Linked DNA regions of Homo sapiens: region 2 is linked to region 1. Evidence: chromatin contacts called from ENCODE Hi-C or POLR2A ChIA-PET data. All regions are on one chromosome and are shown on one strand. The core of a region is the stretch at or near the end of the contact, and the rest is flanking DNA. Distances in the headings are between cores, read along the strand shown. Region 1 overlaps SEMA7A (semaphorin 7A (JohnMiltonHagen blood group)). Region 2 overlaps SCAMP2 (secretory carrier membrane protein 2).

Evidence for each region. Hi-C counts contacts between places; a loop is a spot of excess contacts on that map. ChIA-PET counts read pairs that join two places held with the same protein, here RNA polymerase II (POLR2A). Pooled maps may share reads with other maps.
Region 2: POLR2A ChIA-PET joins it to region 1 with 12 read pairs in PC-9. The contact joins two enhancer-like sites. A Hi-C loop is called at or near these places in 17 of 37 single-sample maps with no recorded cell type and 7 of 50 pooled maps. POLR2A ChIA-PET finds 5 or more read pairs at or near these places in 1 of 52 experiments (PC-9).

Annotation. Positions count from the first base shown.
Region 1 is chr15:74,415,944-74,419,158 of GRCh38, reverse strand. SEMA7A (semaphorin 7A (JohnMiltonHagen blood group)) reads left to right here. Exons shown (of 14, transcript NM_003612.5): 2 at 207-358; 3 at 850-891; 4 at 1,190-1,282; 5 at 1,484-1,568; 6 at 1,714-1,824; 7 at 2,445-2,584; 8 at 3,174-3,215. Among named protein-coding and RNA genes, the nearest start is that of MIR6881, 6.1 kb to the right of the region's middle. Within about 2 kb of position 1,803, at least 2 of the 41 ENCODE cell types and tissues checked have a DNase peak (open chromatin) inside an H3K27ac peak, as active enhancers do.
Region 2 is chr15:74,862,304-74,865,572 of GRCh38, reverse strand. The region is part of intron 1 of SCAMP2 (secretory carrier membrane protein 2); the gene reads left to right. Among named protein-coding and RNA genes, the nearest start is that of SCAMP2, 9.4 kb to the left of the region's middle. RefSeq lists an enhancer at 1-13. Within about 2 kb of position 1,957, at least 3 of the 41 ENCODE cell types and tissues checked have a DNase peak (open chromatin) inside an H3K27ac peak, as active enhancers do.

The sequences.
Region 1 (3,215 bases), core at 554-3,053:
TGGTTGCTGGAGCCCACCGGAGGATCTCTTACTTCTCCTGTCCTTGACTCTCTGAGTCTGGGTACCACCCCAGCCCAGAGCTTGTCTGACGCCCTGCCAGGACCCTGAGCACCAAGCACTGGTTCCAGTGTGCCATGTGGAGGGGACCCAGAGTCTTCTCTCTCGGGACCTGGCTTCAATGTTTCTACTAATTGTCTCCTCCTCAGGCCATGTAGGGCAGGACCGGGTGGACTTTGGCCAGACTGAGCCGCACACGGTGCTTTTCCACGAGCCAGGCAGCTCCTCTGTGTGGGTGGGAGGACGTGGCAAGGTCTACCTCTTTGACTTCCCCGAGGGCAAGAACGCATCTGTGCGCACGGTGAGCCTCTCTCTTCCCCCAACACCCCCCCTACCCTCTTATCTCCCCTCTGGCCCTGCCAAGGGTCCTCAGGGAATCCGAGGGAGCTGGCTTCTCTTCCTAAACTGCCCCCACCTCCGTATCCTATAAATGGCTCCTGGGGGAGGCTCCCTAAAGGTAGTCCAGATTGGAGTGGGGAGCTGGGGCGGTGTGGAGAAAAACAGGAGCTAATGGGCCTGGCCAGCTGGGCAGCGCTGCTGCGGAAAGCCCAGGCTGGAAGCTGGGCCCCAGAGCCCATGCCTGGTCTTCTGAACCCTCTGGGCCTCAGCTCTGGATATGAGACCCTGTTTGACCTCAGGTAGATCACTCACCCTCTCAGAGCCCCAGTTGCTCATCTGTCAGATGAGAATAATGGTTGCTTCCTTTGGGGCTTATCCTGAGGCTGTGTGGAAAGCATTTCAGGGGTACCTCACCCCTGGCAGATTGAACTAATGCTTCTCCCCTTCCCCCAGGTGAATATCGGCTCCACAAAGGGGTCCTGTCTGGATAAGCGGGTGAGTGGGGGAGGGGGTATGGAGGGGTCTGAGCCACTTGGTAAAGGGAGAGGAGACCCTGAGGGTCTAAGGAAGGAAGCATGGCCCTGCCCCACGAGTCCCAGACTGATGGGGAGACGTGGTCCTCTGTGCTTAGGGGATGGCGTCAGCTGCACACACTCTGGGCTGTCCCGGGAGGCTGTCACCTATGCTAAGCCCTTCTGACACCTTCTTCCCTGATCCTGGGGGTCCTAGTGCTAGGCTTGCCAGGGCCTTCCAGCAACCAATTTCTCTCCTCCCTTCTCTCTTCCCCGGGCAGGACTGCGAGAACTACATCACTCTCCTGGAGAGGCGGAGTGAGGGGCTGCTGGCCTGTGGCACCAACGCCCGGCACCCCAGCTGCTGGAACCTGGTGAGAAGGCTGCTCCCCATGTGCCTGATCAGCTCACCTTCTACTGCGTGGGCTTCTGCCCCTCATGGTGGGAAGGAGATGGCGAGACTCCAATGCTGGCCTTGCCCTGGGAGGATGGGGCTCCTGGCCGAGAAACTGGCCGTCATGGGAGGCAGTGGCTGTGGGATTATGTGGCCATCCAACCCTCTGGATCTCCCACAGGTGAATGGCACTGTGGTGCCACTTGGCGAGATGAGAGGCTACGCCCCCTTCAGCCCGGACGAGAACTCCCTGGTTCTGTTTGAAGGTAGGGCAGTGCTGGAGCAGGCGCCCCAGGGGGATGCTTCTGAACTGGGCTGGGAGAGGAGTGGTCAGCTCTTTGTCCAGTGTCCGGAGGAGGGACTTCCAGGAGCTGCCTGCCCTTACTCATTTCTCCCTCCCACTGACCCCAGGGGACGAGGTGTATTCCACCATCCGGAAGCAGGAATACAATGGGAAGATCCCTCGGTTCCGCCGCATCCGGGGCGAGAGTGAGCTGTACACCAGTGATACTGTCATGCAGAGTGAGTCAGGCTCCGGCTGGGCTGAGGGTGGGCAAGGGGGTGTGAGCACTTAAGGTGGCAGATGGGATCCTGATGTTTCTGGGAGGGCTCCCTGAGGGCCGCTGGGGCCATGCAGGAAAGCAGGACCTTGGTATAGGCCTGAGAAGTTAGGGTTGGCTGGGAGCAGAGGAACAGACAAGGTATAGCAGTGGGATGGGCCCAGCCCTCTTCAGGAACACAAACAGAGGGAGCCCCAGACCCAGTGCAGGGTCCCCAGGAGCCAAAGTTTATCCTCTGCTGAGTTCACGTGGAGGCAGCCCCCAACTCCCTCCTCATCAGGGCTCTGCCAATTGAGCAGAAGTGACATAGGGGCCCCCAGGGACCTTCCCCCAGTCCCCAGGCATGAAGTCATTGCTCCTGGGCCGATGACATCTTTGTAGGAAGAGGGCAAAACAGGTGTGGGGTGGAGGTGCAGGGTCTAGGGCCCCTCGGGGAGTTGGACCTGATGTTCTGAGTCCTATTCCAGATCTGATTTGCCATGGTTTGTGCAGACCCGAAGGAGGGAGGAGAGTGTGCAGGGTTGGGATGGTCTCCCGGGCAAGCTTCCCAGCCTTACGCCCACTCGCCTCTGTCCCTGGCAGACCCACAGTTCATCAAAGCCACCATCGTGCACCAAGACCAGGCTTACGATGACAAGATCTACTACTTCTTCCGAGAGGACAATCCTGACAAGAATCCTGAGGCTCCTCTCAATGTGTCCCGTGTGGCCCAGTTGTGCAGGGTGAGCAGGGGCGTGAGGGCTGCTGGCTACGTGTCTGTGCATGAATAGGCCTGAGTGAGGGTGAGTTCTGTGTGTCCGTGTGCATGTAGAAGTTGTGTGGATGTATGAGTGGGTCTGTGTCAGGGACTGTGGGAGCAGCTGTGTGTGCATGGAGCATCATGTGTCTGTGTGTGGGTAAAGGTGGCTGAGCTCCTGTGCACGTATGATGGCGTGTGAGCGTGTGTATGATGGGGTGTGTGTGTGTGTGTGTGTGTGTTTTGCCTGTGTGAATGTGCTGTGCCACGTGTGTGGGTGTGTGAGTCAGTAAATGTGTGTCTGAGTCCGTCTGCTCTGTGGGGACCTGGCACTCTCACCTGCCCTGACCCTGGGCACTGCTGGCCCTGGGCTCTGGATCAGCCAGGCCTGCTTGCTGGAGTCTCATCTGGAGACCTGCCCTGAGTCCTGGGGCACCCCCGGCAGGTCCTGGCCCCTCACAGCCTGCCTTCCTCCTCTGGGCCCAGGTGTTGATATTGCTGGCAGTGGTTTCCTGGGGTGTGTGGGGAAGCCCGGGCAGGTGCTGAGGGGCCTCTTCTCCCCTCTACCCTTCCAGGGGGACCAGGGTGGGGAAAGTTCACTGTCAGTCTCCAAGTGG
Region 2 (3,269 bases), core at 708-3,207, 450 kb before region 1:
ACACCTGCACCTTCCCAATCCTTCCAACCAGAAATATTCCACAGCTATCTCCAACCTGACTCAATATCTTCTCGGATCCTCTCCCTACCCCACCACACCCACCCTTGAAAAACCTGTTCCTCCTCTCCCACAGTCACTTATTTTGGGCACTCCTTTCTTTCTTTTTTCTTTTCTTTTCTTTTTTTTTTTTTTGAGACAAAGTCTTGCTCTGTTGCCCAGGCTGGAGTGCAGTGGTGCTATCTTGGCTCACTGCAACCTCTGCCCCCTGGGTTTAAGCGATTCTCCTGCCTCAGCCTCCCAAGTAGCTGGGACTACAGGCGCATGCCACCACGCCCGGCTAATTTTTGTATTTTCAGTAGAGATGGGGTTTCACTATGTTGGCCAGGCTAGTCTCAAACTCCTGACCTCAGGTGATCCACCTGCCTTGGCCTCCCAAAGTGCTGGGATTACAGGCGTGAGCAACTGTGCCTGGCCTTTTTTTTTTTTTTTTTTTTTTTTGAGATAGAGTCAGGGTGGAGTGCAGTGGTGTGATCTCAGCTCACTGCAGCCTCCACCTCTCCTGGGTTCAAGCAATTCTTCTGCCTTAGCCTCCTGAGTAGCTGGGATTGCAGGAATGTGCCACCACGCCCGGCTAATTTTTGTATTTTTAGTAGAGATGGGGTTTCACCATGTTGGCCAGACTGGTCTCAAACTTCTGACCTCTAGTGATCCACCTGCCTCACCCTCCCAAAGTGCTGGGATTACAGGCGTGAGCCACTGTGCCTGGCCTCAACTCTATTCTTTCCCTTCCCTTTCCTGCCCTGTAGTCTTTCCATTCCCAGGCCAACCCAGAGAGTTGCTGAGCCTGTGGGATTGATGTGAGGAAGGTCTCTGAAGTCCCTCTTGTTCCTCTTCTCCATCCCCAGCTGCTGTCCCTCAATTTGGTCCTCACTTCACCCATGTTGACAGTTGTGTCCTAGCCAGTCTTCCCGCTGTTGTCCTACCATGCTGTTGCACTCCCTTCACTGCTGATAGAATGATCATGTCACCCCTGACTGCAAATCTCTAGTTGTTCCCCGTTGCCTGTAGAGCAACATCCAAAGTCCCACAATCTGGCCCCACCCTCTTCAGACTGGTTCCCTGATACTCCAGACTCTTCTCTCCACACACCCCTCCACAGCCTCCATAACCTTCTCTCTTCTGAACACATGCAAGCTCTTTTTAAAGATTCTCGGCCAGGTGCGGTGGCTCAAGCCTGTAATCCCAGCACTTTGGGAGGCCAAGGCGGACGGATCACAAGGTCAGGAGATCAAGACCATCCTGGCTAACACGGTGAAACCCTGTCCCTACTAAAAATACAAAAAATTAGCTGGGCATGGTGGCACACACCTGTAATCCTAGCTACTCAGGAGGCTGAGGCAGGAGAATCACTTGAACCTGGGAAGCGGATGTTGCAGTGAACTGAGATCACGCCACTGCACTCCAGCCTGGACGACAGAGTGAGACTCCGTCTCAAAAATATATACATATATAAAATAAATAAATAAATAAAGATCCTGTGGCTTTGCAAGTGTGGTTCTTGCCTTCCTCTTTACTGTTTGCTAGGTTTCTTTCATCTCTCAAGATCCAACTCAGATTCCAGCTCAGTAGAGCCTTCCCTGACTCTCCCAGACAGCTTAATTACTCTCTCCTCTATGATCACACTGTGTCTCACCCTGTGTCTGCCCTCACCCTGTTACAGTGCTGATCATGTGCCATCACCTCTTGCCCTGGCTTCTGTGTGATTCTCTGTACTATTTGCTTCTCAAAGGCAGGAATCAAGGTTCTTTCTTGGTTTCCCTAGCCCAGTGCTTGGCATGGAATGGTTTGTGTATGGAGAGACTACACAGAGGTGCGAGGAGATAGTAAGTGTCCCATTTTGAGGGTAGATTCCTTTAGAGGATTGGTGCCAGGTCCTGGAAGGCCTTGAATGCCCGGCCAGGTGACTCAGACTTGCTTTTCTGAAGGGTTCCACACATTGCAGCCGGTGGCAGGAAGCGAGGCCTGAGTGTACCTTGCTCACTTACTGTTTTTTTTTTTTTTGGAGATGGGGTCTGTCTCTGTCACCCAGGCCAGGGTGCAGTAGCGCAATCATGGCTCACTGCAGCCTCGACCTCCTGGGCTCAGGCAGTTCTCCTGCCTCAGCCTCCAGTGTAGCTGGGACCACAGGTACCCACGACGAGACCTGGCTGATTTTTTTTTTTTTTTGAGACGGAGTCTCACTCTGTTGCCCAGGCTGGAGTGCAATGGAGTGATCTCGACTCACTGCAATCTCCCCGCCTCCCAGGTTCAAGTGATTCTCTTGCCTCAGCTTCCCAAGTAGCTGGGGTTACAGGCGCCTGCCACCACACCCGGCTAATTTTTGTATTTTTAGTAGAGACTGGGTTTCATCATGCTGGCCAGGCTGGTCTCAAACTCCCAACCTCAGGTGATCCGTCCACCTCAGCCTCCCAAAATGCTGGGATTACAGGTATGAGCCACTGCACCCGGCCTAATTTTCGTATTCTCTGTAGAGACGGGGTTTCATCATGATGCCCAGGCTGGTCTTAACTCCTGGGCTCAAGCGATTCTCTCACCTCAGCCTCTTAGAGTGCTGGGATTACAGTCATGAGCCATGTGTCCAGCCTATTTTTTTTTCTTTCTCTTTTTAAAAATATGTGTGTGTGTGTGTGTGTGTGTGTGTGTGTGTGTGTGTGTGTGTATGGTTTGTTTTTTGTTTTTTTTTTTTTTTTTGAGATGGAGTCTCGCCCTGTCACCCAGGCTGGAGTGCAGTGGCACGATCTCAGCTCACTGCAACCTTTACCTCCCTGGTTCAAACGGTTCTCCTGCCTCAGCCTCCCAAGTAGCTGGGATTATGTATATGTGTTTTTAAAATCAAAATAACATGACCATATTATAGAAAATTTGGAAAACAGAAAATAAGTCTTCCATATTTCTACCAGTCATTTGCAACCATTGTTAATTATTTATTTATTTATTGAGATGGAGTCTCACTCTGTCCCCCAGACTGGAGTGCAGTGGTGTGATCTCGGCTCACTGCAGCCTCTGCCTCCTGGGTTCAAGCAGTTTTCCTGCCTCAGCCTCCCAAGTACCTGGAATTAGAGGCATGCACCACCGTGCCCTGCTAATTTTTGCATTTTTAGTAGTGAGAGGTTTCACCATGTTGGCCAGGGTGGTCTTGAACTCCTGATCTCAAGTGATCTGCCCACCTTGGCCTCCCAAAGTGCTAGAATTATAGGTGTGAGCCATTG